Linked DNA regions of Homo sapiens: region 2 is linked to region 1. The links are chromatin loops, found by intact Hi-C in ENCODE. Cell type or tissue: MCF 10A. All regions are shown on one strand.

What was found. A loop is a pair of places that touch in the nucleus more often than their neighbours do. Peaks named below come from ENCODE experiments on the same cell type or tissue, not always from the same donor. Only the 100,000 strongest peaks of a DNase experiment are listed, where the experiment ranks them.
Region 2: it touches region 1 in a loop (26-fold over the local background); 7 of 110 quality-filtered maps call a loop at or near these places.

The regions. Positions count from the first base shown.
Region 1 is chr13:20,939,509-20,947,508 of GRCh38, reverse strand. LINC00367 (long intergenic non-protein coding RNA 367) reads left to right here. Exons shown (of 6, transcript NR_104058.1): 3 at 4,909-5,167; 4 at 5,264-5,368; 5 at 7,574-7,646. Among named protein-coding and RNA genes, the nearest start is that of LINC00367, 5.9 kb to the left of the region's middle. RefSeq lists enhancers at 3,439-4,015, 7,410-7,909. In MCF 10A, a CTCF peak has its summit at 3,780 (motif pointing left); a DNase peak (open chromatin) is centred at 3,778.
Region 2 is chr13:22,791,293-22,799,292 of GRCh38, reverse strand. No RefSeq gene overlaps it. Among named protein-coding and RNA genes, the nearest start is that of LINC00621, 120 kb to the left of the region's middle. In MCF 10A, a CTCF peak has its summit at 3,011 (motif pointing right); no DNase peak of the experiment used is centred here.

The DNA.
Region 1 (8,000 bases):
ATGAATTATTACACAAAATGTGGTGCATCCATACAGTGGAATATTATAGAGCCTTTAAAAAGAAGGAAATCGGCCAGGTGCAGTGGCTCATGCCTGTAATCCCAGGACTTTGGGAGGCCGAGATGGGTGGATCACGAGGTCAGAAGTTCGAGACCAGCCTGGCCAACATGGTGAAACCCCATCTCTACTAAAAACACAAAAATTAGCCAGGTGTGGTGGCAGGTGCCTGTAATCCCAGATACTTGGGAGTTGGGAGGCTGAGGCAGGAGAATGGTTTGAAACCAAGACATGGAGGTTGCAGTGAGCCAATATCATGCCATTGCACACTCCAGCCTGGGCGACAGGGCAAGACTCTGTCTCAAAAAAAAAAAAAAAAGAAGAAGAAAAGGAAATTGCCCGGCATGGTGGCTCCCACCTGTAATCCCAGCACTTTGGGAGGCCAGGGTGGGTGGATCACCTGAGGTCAAGACCAGCCTGACCAACAAGGCATAACCCCATCTCTACTGAAAATACACAAAGAAGCTGGGCATGGTGGAGCTTGCCTGTAATCCCAGCTACTCGGGAGGCTGAGGCAAAGAATCACTTGAACCCGGGAGACGGAGATTGCAGTGAACCGAGATCACGCCACTGCACTCCAGCCTGGGCGACAGAGCAAGATTCTGTCAAAAAAAAAAAAAAAAAAAAGAAGGAAATCCCATTACATGCTACAACATGGATGAACCTCCAGGCCATTATGCTGAGTGAAATAGGCCAGTCACAAAAGTACCAATACTGTGTGATTCCACTCATATGCCATATGTAAAGCAGGCGAATTCATAGACACAGAAGTGTAAGTGTGATACGGCGCTGCGGGAGTGGGAACCGGGAGTTAGTGTTGAACAGGTGGCAGCTGCTGCACAGGCCGATGAAGAGTTCTAGAGGTGGACAGTGGTGATGGCCACACAGCGATGTGAATGCTCTCGATGCCACTGAACTGTGCACTTAAAAATGGGTAAGATGGTATTTAATGTTATGTCCTTTTTACCACAATTTGAAATAAAACAAAGAGCTCTCCAGGGGCTTCAGGTGTGTGGTCACATAGCCCGGTCCCGTGTCGCTGTTACCAGGAGACTTCGGTGCGGCGAGCTCGGGTGCCAGGAACCCCGTTCCGTGTCGCCCTTTCTGTTGACCGCTAACTGCGGGGGATTTCGCCCGTCCTGCCTGCCCCGTGAACGGCCAGGCCCTTCAGGAGCTGCGGACCGCCAGGTCCTACCGCAGCGGCACGGGGCGCACTAGCCTCTTAGGCGCCGGGTGCTCCAGAGCCTCGCAGAGGACTCCCGATCTCTTCACACCCTCTCCAACTGCACTTGCAGCCACATCTCCCCCTCCCTCCCCTCCCTTTGGTCTTGTGAGAACGCAGTTTTCCGGAGCCCTCCCCGTCTCTCCACCGTTTCTCCATCCCCCCGGGGTTCCTCTAGCACGTGCTGAGCCCGCATCCTCCAGGCTAGCTCTCGTGGTGGGTGCCTGAGTGAAGAGAGCATTTCCCCTTTCTCAACAAAAGTAGTACAAAAGACGTCAAATCCAGGATGTTGTGGTTCAAATTTTAAATCTGCCACTTGGTTCTATATTCGGCAAAATCCTATTATTATCTGTGTTTTTTATTTTTATTGAGACAAGAGTCTTGCTCTGTAGCCCAGGCTGGAGTGCAGTGGCGCTATCTCGGCTCACTGCAAGCTCCGCGTCCCGGGTTCATGCCATTCTCCTGCCTCAGCCTCCCGAGTAGTTGGGACTACAGGCGCCCGCTACCACTCCCGGCTAATTTTTTCTATTTTTACTAGAGACCAGGTTTCACCTGCGTTAGCCAGGATGGTCTCGATCTCCTGACCTTGTGATCCACACGCCTCAGCCTTCCAAAGTACTGGGATTACAAGCGTGAGCCACCGCGCCCGGCCTATCTGTGTTTATTTTACGAGGTTTTGAGGATCCTGTTAAAGGGCTCAGCATTCTCAGTTCGGTTCTACAAATGTTTAATGAACACCTAATATATGACTGGCACTATCCAAGAAGAGATATCTTCTCTCCCTTCCTCTGTTCCTTCATTAAATATATTTTGTGTACCTGCTGTGTGCCAGACACTGTACTGTGTATTGGGGATACCCGTGAAGAAGGTGGACATGCTTCCTTCTGCCCAGGACTCACAGGAGGGGAAAGCATTTAGAAAATTATAATACAATAGTCTCAAAGGTATGATGGAGAAGTGGAGGAAGCTGCTGCTGGAGCACCCAGGAGAGGACGCGATCCAGACTGGGGAGGTCATGGAAGGCAGCCCAGCGGAAGTGATGCCTACCTGAAACCTACTATTAGGCAGCAGAGGCCGGAGAAGGGGCACACATGGTGTGGGGGATGTCGCCATATGTCTGGAGCTTCACAGTGCCTGAAGAAGATTTGAGGCTGGAGGCACAGGCAGGGCCCAGGTAGCGAAGGGCCGTATGAGTCTTATTAAGGAAACTGGGCAAGATTAACCAAGTTGGTTATCTGTTGCTTGCAACTAAAGAACTCAACCAGACTGAAATAGAATCACAGAATCGTGTATTTCGAGTCTCGCAAGGAACTCCAGAGACAATCTGATTTGGAAACAAACCTCTGGACAGTTAAGGATTATCAGCCCTCTCTTGTAAGTGGGGTGGATCACTCAGGTTAGGAAACAGAAGTAACCCCACAGTGTCACAGTGAATATGTGCTAGAGTGAAAACACCCACACCTCCTGTCTCTCAGGGTGGAGGGGCGCATTCCCCACCACCTCTTTGTTTATCCCACGTGGTATCTAGTATAACACCTTGCTTTGAGAGAGAACCATTTTAGTAGAGATAATAATACCCAATTTAAGCATATCAGTTAAAAACAATGAGAAGGAAAAAGCTACATTAAGCTGGTAAGAGAGTAAAGGTGCCATATAGTACTTCTTCCAGTATTCAGACCAACTCTTTTAGATTTTTTTTACCAACCTCCTATGTTAAATATACTTTTTTTTTTTTTGAGACGGAGTCTCACTCTTTCGCCCAGGCTGGAGTGCGGTGGAGCAATCTCGACTCACTGCAACCTCCGCCTCCCGAGTTCAAGCAATTCTCTGCCTCAGCCTCCTGAGCAGCTGGGATTACAGGTACCTGCTGCCATGCCCGGCTAATTTTTGTATTTTTAGTGGAGAAGGGGGTTTCACCATCTTGGCTGTGCTGGTCTCGAACTCCTGACCTCGTGTTAGACCCGCCTCGGCCTCCCAAAGTGCTGGGATTACAGGCGTGAGCCACCACGCACTGCCAGTTCTATTCTTTCTTAACTTCCCTTTTCCTTGAAATAATCCTCCCCTTACCCAACTGACTCTTTTCTCCTCTTTTTTTTTTTTTTTTTTTTTTTTTGTTGTTGTTGTTGAGATGGAGTCTTCCTCTGTCGCCCAGGCTGGAGTGCAGTGGCATGATCTCGGCTCACTGCTACCCCTGCCTTTGAGGTTCAAGCAGCTCTCCTGCCTCAGCCTCCCAAGTAGCTGGGATTACACGTGCCCGCCATTATGCCCGGCTAATTTTTGTATTTTTAGTAGAGACGGAGTTTTGCCAGGTTGGCCAGGCTGGTCTCAAACTCCTGACCTCAGTTGATCCGCCTGCGTCGGCCTCCCACAACTGACTCTTTTCTTATGTTGAACAAAATAAAGTTTCCCTGAGTGCCCTGAGCAGCTAGGGCGCCATCAAGGAATGAAGCGTCCTGAATGGATCCTTCTAGAAAAGGCTGGGGGTGGGAGCCACCTGGTGGCCAAAGCTGTGCAGACCACAGCTGTGTAATGAGGCAAGTTGGTTTAAAAAAGGAACAGGCTGCAGAGCCGAAGTATTTGTCAAAGTAATAAAAACGTTTAAATGAGTCATTTGGTTTATAGCAACTCCTAGGAAACGCTTTTCCAAACAATTTAGTCTGTTGAGCGCACACAGTACTGGTTTCCGCTAGAGTCTTGTTCATGTAATTGAGAAATTCGCAACTTAGACTTGAGCAGCAGTTCTCAAAGTGTGGTCTGTGGACTTCAGGGACACACGAAGTCCCCCTTTTCAATTGTATACCTGGGGGGTGCTGGACTTCCCCATCTACTTCAAACAAAACATATGGTAACAGGTCAAATGTGGAAGCAGAAATAAAAACTCCACCATCTGCGACCGGATGCGATGGCTCACGCCTGTAATCTCAGCATTTTGGGAGGCCGAGGTGGGCAGATCACTCGAGGTCAGGAGTTCAAGAGCAGCCTGGCCAACATGGTGAAACCCCGTCTCGACGAAAAATACAAAAAATTAGCTGGGCATGGTGGCGCACGCCTATAAATCCCAGCTACTCGGAAGCCTGAGGCGCGAGAATCGCATGAACCCGGGAGGCAGAGGTCGCAGTGAGCTGAGATTGCACCACTGCACTCCAGTCTGGGCAACAGAGCGAGACAATGTCTCAAAAAAAAAAAAAAAGAGAATTCCACTATCTGATATTAAACCCGCTATTCAAGAGGTTTGCAAAATGTAAACCAATGCCACTGATGCCACTAACTGTTATTTTGGGAAATATAGTTATTTTGCATAAAACACATTATTTGTGTTAACATGTAATTGGTTTATAATGGCCACTTTTCCATCTATAAATATTCTTTATTTTTTTCCATTTTAATTTTTAATATGATAAATATTGATAGATAGATAGATATGGATATAGATATACCTCCTTTCTGTCCCCTCACTTCATATATATGAATTTGTCTGAAGTTCTCAATAATTTTTAAGAGTATAAAGGGATCCTAAGCTCAAAAAGTTCTAGAACCACTGGACTAGAGCAATGTGTCAGCTGAGCATTAAAAACAGTACAGAATTTGACATTCCCCTGGAGGGGTTACTGTGTGATGATTTGAATCAGGTACACTTGCAGATGTGTTTCCATCAACCTCTGTATTGAAGGCCCAGTTATCTCTACTTACCTTGTTGCTCGTGTAAACACCTCTTAAGTACCACTCCAAATCTTTGGACACCGTTGGACGCTTACTCCACCCTGCTGCCACTGCAGAAACCAGCTGTCTGTGGACACTGCCAGCTCCATGTGGCATCCCAAATGGCACCCACCTCACAGGACCCCTGGCCCCTATGCTTGAGAAACCCACAATAAGTCAGAGAAAAAAGTAAGTGCAGAGAAATTGAAGCTTGTGGGGCGAATCTTCAACCAATGAGCTTAGGAGCAAACAGATAACGTTTTTTTCCTCTCCTACCTGACACAGTGTGCTGAGATCCAGGCCCCTCCAGAAACAGTCCCAGAAGCCCAAACAATCAGTTGTCAGATGCCCAATGGTGACCAGCTCCTCAGCCCAAAACTCTAGCACTCCGTAAGTTAAGGCTATGCATAGTTTACCATTTCACCATATTCTCAGCATCTACAAACTATAAACAGCCTTCAAAGAACAGTAGTAGCATTTTCATAACATTTATTTTGTGTCTAATCCGACTCTATGTCATAAGAATTAAAGAAGTAGCTTCTAAAATCTCAGTCTCCTGAAAATGAAGCTTTAGAATTGTTTCCTAAAATAACATTATTTTATATTACCCATTACCATTATTAAAAATGGTAATACTCGACCAGGCATGGTGGCTCACACCTGTAATCCCAGTACTTTGGGAGGCCGAGGCCAGTGGATCCTGAGGTAAGGAGTTCAAGGCCGGCTTGGCCAAGATGGTGAAGCCCTGTCTCTACTAAAAATACAAAAAATTAGCCGGGCGTGGTGGCAGGTGCCTGTAATCCCAGCTACTCAGGAGGCTGAGGCAGAGAATTGCTTGAACCCAGGAGGCGGAAGTTGCGGTGAGCCAAGACTACCCCACTGCATTCCAGCCTGGGCGACAGAGCCAGACTCTGCCTCAAAAAAAAAAAGTAATACTCTGATTCTAGAAAGGTTACACTGAAATAGACACTCTCATGTTGTTGATAAAAATTGTTATAACTTTTCTGGAACAAAATTTTGTTTTGTTTTGTTTTTTTGTTTGGTTTTGTTTTTTGAGATGGAGTCTCCCTCTGTTGCCTAGGCTAGAGTGCAGTGGTGAGATCTCTGCTCACTGCAACCTCTGCCTCCTGGATTCAAGCAATTCTCCTGCCTCAGCCTCCCGAGTAGCTGGGATTACAGGTACGCACCACCATGCCCAGCTAATTTTTTGTATTTTTAATAGAGAGAGGGTTTCACCATGTTGGCCAGGCTGGTCTTGAACTCCTGACATCAAGTGATCCACCCACCTCGGCCTCCCAAAGTACTGGGATTACAGGTGCGAGCCACCGCACCTGGCTGGAACAAAATTTGGCAACAATTTCTACAGAAACAATTTAAAAATGGGACAAACAGTTATGCACAAAAGTATTTCCCTTAGCACATCTATACTATAGTATCTTTAAACGCAATTACACATTCAATACTATGATGACGGTTACAAATATTTTATGACTCTATGCCATACTGTCACATTTTATGTAATCAATAAAAATTCCATATTCAAAAAGTTTTTAATAAAAAGCAAAATTATCACTATATAATGTTAAGTAAAGGGTGAAGGATACAAACTGTACGATCTCAGTTTTTTGTAGCAAGAAAAAGAAAAAAATAAATATATCAAAAATTTTACATGTCTGAAAGGAAATACGGCAAAGTTTTAAAAAATGGTGACCTCTTGTAGGTGATACAATTGTGGGTGATTTTTTTCTTCCTGATTTTTTTTTTTTTTTGAGACTGAGTCTCAGTCTGTCGCTAGGTCAGATTGCAGTGGCGCGCGCCACCACGCCCAGCTAATTTTTTGTATTTTTAGTAGAGACTGGGTTTCACCATGTTGGCCAGGCTGGTCTCGATCTCTTGACCTTGTGATCTGCCCACCTCAGCCTCCGAAAGTGCGGGGATTACAGGCATGAGCCACGGTGCCCAGCCTTTTCTTCCTAATTTTAAACATCTTCTGTATATTTCCAAATTTTCTACAGTGTAAGTGTGATATTTTACAGCACGATTATTAGAAGGTAAAAATGGGTGAGGCTCTAGGATTTCGAAGGTCACTTTCAGCTCTAAAATTCCTTAATTCACACAGCTCTTATCACTATGGTTTGTTTGTTTTTTGACTTTCCACTGATAGTAACAGAAGAGTATATTACACATTTCCTAATAGCAATGTTATGCATGTCATTGCCTGAGATTCCTAAATCTTGTGCAAGATTTCAACATTATCTGTAGAACTTAAGTGCTAGATTGTGATCTTTTATGAAGTTTTTGAGTGTTGTCAACAGACTGAGTGTTCAGATGAAAATGCCGGGAGAGGACAATACTCGTAAATGTGCATTTCTACATTTAGATATAGCACATTAGTTAGTGCTTCATCATTCAAGAGACATTTAAATTTTACTACATTATAATAACATTCTTAAGAGTTTCCTTAAGACAAGGAGATAAACTCAGTTATTGCTAAGCAAGAATCTGCTGAAACAGTAAACAAACAGGTATAAACAAGTGCATTTGAGTGTGTGGCCACATGCCTGTCACTCCCAAATTCTTGTCCTTTGTTCCCAGCTGGGGAGAAGGTAAACAGAAATGGAGAATGAGGAGTCTCAGCTCCTGGCCTCCGGCCTGCTCAAGCGAAGGGGTAGGAGATCATCCCGCCACTTGCCAGGGATATTTTGGGGATATATCTGACACTGGGTCACATGCACTAGTTGGCCTGCAACAAATCTCAGTCTCCCAGCCAGTCGGCAGCAGATCAGGCACTCCTGTCTTTGAGCCACTGTGGAAGGAACTAGCCTGGGCAGCTCCTCAAAGGGGCTCTTGCTCACATCAAAGCTGGACAGTCAGCCCCTGGTGGGCTTCAGATTCAAAGACCCCTTCTGCCCCCCATCCTTGACTGTTGCCCCTCACAGTGGTCTCACTCTTTCCTTCTTAATCAAGTATGTGGGGCCCCTTTTGGGACAAGCATCCTGGATCAGGACCCAGGCTTTTGGTG
Region 2 (8,000 bases), 1.9 Mb before region 1:
GAACCATTTTGCATTCCCACCAGCAATGAATGAGAGTTCCTGTTGTTCCACACCTTCACCAGCATTTGGTGTTGTCAGTATTTTGGATTTTAGTTATTGTAGTATGTGTGTTGTGGTATCTCATTGTTGTGTTAATTTACAATTCCCTAATAACACATGATGTTGAGCATCTTTTCATGGGTTTATGCCTGTTTGCCATCAGTCTATCTTCTTTGGGGAGGTGTCTGTTCAGATCTTTTTCCCATTGCACTTACTTTTTTAGTCACCTTTTCTTGGACATTCTTCTCTTTTGATGAAAATTGTGTTTGTCGAGATTGACCTTCCTGTTTCCCAGAATCTTGCTTACTTTCAGTTTTGAAATTTGTGTAATTTTTCTCGGTGTGATTTTGTTCTTTCTGGAATACATCCTTCAGAAGTTCATTTCATGACATGTCCTCATGACATTTTTTGCAGTTTGTCTGAAAACTATTTATTTCTCTGTTGTTCTTCAATGAGAGTTTAACTGAATACAAATCTCTGGATTTATAGCAGTTCCTTTTAGAACTTGGAAGATGTTATTCTGGTATTTTCTAGCTTATCGTTTTTAGTAGCCATTTTTATAGGTAATTTGGAGTTTAATTTTTGAGGGGAGGGATTTTACAGTTCTAAAATTCGTCTGAAATGGGAGATGTTTGAACATTTATTTCTCTTGGTATTTGTTTTGTTTTTGAAGCTGAGGATTCATTTATTCCATTTAATTTGGAAAACTCTTAGTCATTATATCTTGAAATATTGCTGTACTCCTGTTTCTCAGTTCTTTTATATTAAAGGTTCTGTAAACCATATCCTGGACCTTATTTTGTACTTCATGTGTCTTAACCTCTCCTCCATGTTTTCCATCTCTATCTATGCTGTGCATTACGGTTAGTTTCTTCTACATGTTGTTCAGCTCCTTGTTTCGATCTTCAACAGTGTCTAATTAAGATGCCCACTGTTTACCGAGTTTTAAATTTCAATGGTGATATATTTTACATTGAGATGTTAATTTTGTTTCTTTATAAAATTCTTTATAAAATTTTGCTAATTTTTAATAGCATTTTTCCTTTTCATTTTCCAATTCCAGGTTTTAATCCTTAAATATCTCCTTCTTGAAGTTCAAACAAAAATGTAAACCTCTCACACTGCAACTCCATTGCACTTTCTGTGTATTAAACTTCTCTCTGTTCATTATTGTTGAATCAATTTATGCCCAACAAAATAGGGGCTATAATGTGTTTGTCTCAAAAATAATAACTCAAATACTAATAAAAGCAAGATTCTCCCTGATGCTGGTCATTGATTCTTTCCACAAACATTTGTAGAGATCTACTACATGCCTGGCAGTAAGCTGTGTGAGAATATGAAGTAACCAAGCTCCTTATCCTTAAAGAGCTTAGAGTTAACAAAGGGGAAGTTGTAGAAGTAAAGGCAATAATAAACCAGTTGTGTCAGGAGAATATAGATCTGGCTTTCTTGTTAATTGACTAGCCAAGATAATTATCCCAGATGTATAGTGTTTGTAATATTTTATATATACAAATAAAGGGCTACGAGAACAGAAACCTACATATTTATACTTGCTCAACTGTGGCAGGCATAATGAAAGTGGCTCGTCTCACACCCAGTACAAAGCATATTTCAAAATATGTTGAGCCTAGCAAAGATATAGAGCAAAAACTCCATTTATCGTCTGGGGAGGGGGGAAATCCTGTTTAAATGTTTTTTGTTTTTGTTATTGTTTTTGTTTTTTAACTGAGTGCATGTAAAATATCCCTTTACTTCAAGCACATAAAAATTGTCAAAAAGGAATCACGTTTGATTCCATTCCAATAGATATAAAAGTGCATTTTAAAATAGTATTTATTCAAGATAAAACTGTTAGAATATTTGGAAGGGAAGGGAATTTTCTTAACCTGCTAAATGGTACGCATAATAAACAATAGCAAACGTTACACACCATGATGAAATAGAAACAACGCTTTAACGTCAAGAACACAAGAGAAAGCTTTCTGTTTTCACCTCATTGATTCAACCTTGTAGCTGAGGTGTTTTAATGCCTGCAAAGGCATTACAAACACAGACAGGAGCATCAGGTTTGGAAAGCAATTTCATGCCAAAGTTTTAACTCCAGAGGAAACCTATACACTGTGACATGTAAAAGAATGTTCTTTGCAGTGCAATTTATCATATTGAGCAAATGGAATCAACTTCACTGTCCTGTTCAAAGAGATGTATTACTACTATACTGTTGTTAAAAAAGAACTAGAACTACAAATATAAATAGATAAAACTTCAAAACCTACCATTAAGTGAATACCACAAATTGCAAGAGAATATATATACATACACACACATATATCTGCCAATGTGTATCTCAATAGAATGATGCCATATGTGTTGTAGACATTTCAACTGATAAAATAATGGTTCATAGTGATTATGAATTATACATATTTACATAAGAAACAAAACTAATACTCAGAAGTCAGTAGTTACTTCTGAGAATGGAGAGATGGGATAGTATCTGTGTATTTGTGAAGATTATTTCTTTAATTTAGAAAAATATATAAAGTAATATCGTAAACTTGGGTACACAAGTATTTGTTATTATTTCTGTACTTTTTAGTACATTTTAAGTATTTCATAATTTAAAAATATATATATTTTTGAGACGGAGTCTCAGCCTGTTGCCCAGGCTGGAGTGCAATGGCACGATCTCGGCTCACTGCAACCTCGGCCTCCCCGGTTCAAGTGATTCTCCTGCTTCAGCCTCCCAAGTAGCTGGGATTACAGGTGCGCGCCACCATGCCCAGCTATTTTTTTTTATCTTTAGTAGAGACGGGGTTTCACCATGTTGGCCAGGCTAGTCTTGAACTCCTGACCTCATGATCCGCTCGCCTCGGCCTCCCAAAGTGCTGTGATTTCAGGCTTGAGCCACTGCACCCAGCCAGTAAAAAATAATTTTTAAAAATGTCATATTACCACATGATGGCGCCATAATCCCATTAATATAGCTATAAGGCCTTAGCCATCAGAAAAAATATTCATTACATCCCATTGATTTATAAAGAAGACAACGAAAAGTCTACAGTTCCCTACTCATGGGTGCTAATGTGGGCCTGCCTGCCTCTGTGTGTGTGTGTGTGTGTGCACGCGCATATGTGAGAGGGGCAAGGCAGAGTTTCTCTCTTGCACTTTACTAAAAGCAGCTAAAAGAAACCATTCTGAGGCTGGGCATGGTGGCTCACACCTGTAATCCCAGCACTTTGGGAGGCCGAGACAGGTGGATCACTTGAGATCAGGAGTTCAAGACCAGCCTGGCCAACATGGTGAAACCCCGTCTCTACCAAAAATATAAAAAATTAGCCAGGTGTGGTGGCCTGCGCCTGTAATCCCAGTTACTCAGGAAGCTGAGGCAGGAGAATCGCTTGAATCCATGAGGCAAAGGTTGCAGTAAGTGGAGATTGTACCACTGCACTCCAGCCTGGGGCAACAGAGCGAGACTCTGTCCCAAAAAAAAAAAAAAAAAAAAAAAAGAAGAATAACTGTCTCCTTAGAATTGGAAAGAAACCCAGTTTGCAATAAGGTAGAATCTCAGTAACAATAAAGTCAAAAGCTTATTAATTTAAAAATCTGCTAAATTTAAATTCAGATTATTTGGATAGAAAGTTGTTCTTTGCATTAATATAGATGGTTTGCTAGAGGCTTCCTTTCTGATCAGCAGAAATGGGACGATGTGGTTAACTTGGCTGTAGGTGGCTGCAACTAGATTTTGGATATGAAATTCAGCTCCTTTTATCTAGAAAATGGGTAAAACAACCCGTACCCACAAACTATTGTTTTGAGATGAATTTCTCTTTACATCCTCATCGATAAAGGACTCTTAACTGATGAAAGGTTAATTAACCTCCCTGTCACCTCTCCCTTTGAAGGAATAGACTATTGTCATATACCATAAGAATCGCATCCCATTCAGTATGATGCTGTCACCAACCATTTATAAAATGGCCAATTCCTATTAACTATGAAACTCTTACATATAAAAATGCTGAATTAAAAACAGGGTTCTACACTATTAACTATGCTTTTGGATAACTAATTAATAATATTTTGTTTTTTATCAGAACCTGCTTTGTGCTTGGTGGATGAAAGAGTGCAATATATTGTTTATTTATTTTAATTAAACAATATATATTGTTTTAAAAATATATTTATAATTTTTATCAAAGCTAAGATTGAGAAGAACAGACCTTTTTCTCTTGAATTACTAATAGGTATGAAAATGACAATATAGTTTTACTTCGTGGCAGAATATTAATATTTTTATGTATTGTGCATTTCGCTGCTATAGTAATGACATTAAATTAAAAAAAAAACAGTGAGAAATGTTACTCACACATATATTCCTTGGACCAGCTTAGTGGTCTTATCTCAAAAATATGCACAACATTTTTTCCCAAGTTGACATGTGATACAGTTTCAATAACATTTAGATAACAGTATTTAAGACATGCTGATAACACCATTAGTCTGGTGCAGGGCTTACCAGGGTGAGCTGCAGATTCTAAGGCTATAATGGGATGTTTGTTTGTTTAATTAGGTGGTTAGTGGCTTTATGAAAAAAAATTGAATTTGAAATTGTAAGTTAGAGCAGTATAGTTAGAAAAGGTGAGAATACAAATGCAATTGACGAATAATCCAATACTGATGGTAGAGAAAGAGGAGTACACTGAAATAAGAATCAGATAGGCTTTATGGATGGGAATTTGGCTACAGTCTAGAAGGATGAAATCTAAAAATGACTTGAGTTGTGGCCTTGTAAATACGGTTGTACAAATCATCATGGTTAACATCAAATCACAGTACTGTTTGAAGCTTAAAGATGACAGTTTTAGGATAAAGGGGAAGATAGTATCAATGCGGTATATATTCCAGTTGTGGGAATTTCGTATTTAAGAGGTCTATAGGAAAGGCTTAAAGATATGGCCAAAAATCCAAGGATTTACCTGTTAATGTCACACGAAGGCTCCTACCCTTGCCCAGATAAAAGCCCAGGAAGTTTCGTGATAAGAAGGGATGAGGTGAGGGAAGGGATTGGGCCACTCCTCCTCATCCTTCTGAGAAATATTTTCAATTCAACTCTTTTAGAAACTTTGAGCTGGAAATGATCTTGCAATCTAAGCACCATATGAGGAAATTGAGGACAATGATATTACTTCACTTATTTCAGGCAGGGCTGAAACCTAAAAACTTAAGAGCCATATATGGACAGACTAGGTTCTTTGAAGTGGCTGAGAGTTGCTGGTGTAATTTGAGTCTCGGGGCACTGGGGTGTGGGCCTGGATTGGTGAGTACACACGGAATGACCTGCCCATCCAGGAACCTCTGAGAATCAGGGAGCAAAGATCAAAGAAAAAGAAAAATGTCAGGACTTGGGAGAGGGTGTATTACTGAAGGTTAGAATATAACGTTTGCTTTGCACGGCATGGGGATTGTCCAGTTTCCTGGAGTCGGCACAACAAAGGACCGCAAACTGAGCCGCTAAAACAACAGAAATGTATTGACTCACTGTTCTGGAAGCCAGAAGTGTAAGATCCAGCAGTCCCCAGGGCTGTGCTTCTTCTGGAGGTGCGGCGGAAGGATCTGTTGCAGGCTCTTTCCTGGCTTCCACCGATTCCTTGGCAGCAGAACTCCAGTCTCCATGCAGCGTTCTCCTGTGTGTCGGCTTCTTCACCTGGCCTTCTTTTTATAAGAACACAGTCGTGTTAGATTAGGGGCCCATCCTACTCCAGTGTGACGTCGTCTTGACTGATTACCTCTAAGGAACCTCTTTCCAAACAGGGCCCCATTCTGAGGTGTTGGGGGTTAGGACCTCAACATAGGATGTTTGATGGGGGGAAAAATTCAACCCAGAAGAGGGGTGGCGGAAGCTTTATTAATAATGACACATTTTCCCAATGGCCCAGCACCTCTGGTTATGGTAAAAGGTTTCACCCACGCCTGAGGCGGGGCTTTCATTCTTCATTCCTACTGCTTTTCTCATCCTATACTCTTTTCCTGGAAGCAACCATTCTCAAGATGTAAACTGCCACCTCTATGTAGACAGCTCGCTAATGTATGTGACCAGGCCATAGTCCTTTCCTGAAATTGAGGCCTTCTTAACCCACTGCCTGTCGACACATCACCAGGTATCACCCAGATACAGAAACCTCGATGGAAGCCAAGCCTGGCCGCTTCTTCCTCAACCCCCACCTAAGGAAGGTCCCGCCCCAGGTAAAGGCGCCTCCCGTGGTCCCCAGCTAAGCTTAGCTCCTGCACAACAATCTTGGGTGCTTCCCTCCCTTTCTCCCTCCACATCCCGAGTCCCTCAGCTTCACAGATAAATTGCCTTCACATCTGTAGAATGCCACCTCTTCCTCCTTATTCCTCTGGTTTAGGCAAAAAGTGCATTTTCTCTACATAGATGGTCTTACCTTTGTTCTTCTCCAACCCATCTTCAACACTGAGACAGGAGAATTCCTTCTGAAACCCAAACCCGATCACTTCACTCTCCTATTTTAATCCTAGGACTTGCAGAATATGTTCCTGTCTCCAGCTTCAGCTTTTCTCCTCATTTTTGGAGTTCATAAGTTTTAAAGACATGTATTGAGAAACTGCTGTGTGCCTGGCACTAGTCTAGGCACGTGTAGGGTACAAGGAAGGAGTGACTGACACATTCACAAAAATGCATGTAATTTTTACCATTGAGAATGCTTTTCAAGTTTTATGTCCCAAGTCCCTAAGATCGTCTTGTAAAACTGTGCTTCACTAAAAACGAAAAGCAGTGGGAACTGACTGATCTGATCAGGAAGAGGTTAAACTGTGGATGAAATGGACCGATGGAATTTACCCATTTCTGCTCTCTGCAGCGGCACCTCCTTACCTTATTTCTGAGTACCCCAGCAAAACAGGTCTGTTTATATTTTTCAGTATACAATTATTCCTCCCTTTTCTTCCTGACCTTGGAACGCCCTGACCCTGAGGTAGACATAAGGAGAAAGCAGAGTCATTGGAATGCAATCTTTAAGAAGCCTGCAGCCTTGCTCAAGCAACACACAAAGGCAGATAGAGCAATGGCTGTGAGAAACGAAGTGAAAATAAGCAAGAAATGAAAAACGTGTAGGCAACTTAGATGTCTTCAGAGCTTGCTGACTTGGTGACCTACTAGGGCACTAAAATCAAGAGGGGAGCTCTCTGAAGATGAAGAATGTAACTCTGGCTAAAGTATCAAAGACAAAGTACTCTCTCATCAAAATAATAATAATAGTAACATGCTTCTTTATGTTGTCATATTTAGTGACACCATTCTACTTAATAATGGCTGATGAGGGCTTTTTCAGAAAATAGAAATTCTACTTTAATGATGCTTCCCTGATGAGATTTAAAATCAAAACAAAAACAAGCAAGAGAAAAAGCTGTTTGTTCTTCAAGAAACTGATAATTGATACCAGGCTATGTTATATCACAATATACCTCTCCAAAGCTTCCCTGAAACATATTCTGTCACATGGGATATTTGGTAAGTTGCATAGAATTTAGACATATCAAATTTTATATTAGAAATATGTTTGTAAAAAAGGCGTGTAAAATAAATGTTCACTAATATGCATGGTGTTGCTACAAACATTCATGTACATGTCTTTATGTGGACGTACGTTTTCGTATCTCTTGAACGTACACTGGGAGTGGAGTTGAGGATGGTATGGTAACTGGGTAGGTAACGTTCTGAAGAACTGCTATACTCTTTTACAAAGAGGTTGTATAATTTTACGTTCTTGCCAACAAAGCATGAAGAATCCAGTTTTTCCACATGTTCCCAACACTTGCTATTGCCTGTCTTTTTAAATATAGTCATTTAGTGGATATGTAGTGTTATCTTGTGGTTTTGTTTGCACTTCTTCAGTGGCTAAAATTTCAACTGATGGCTGGGTACACAAATGTGG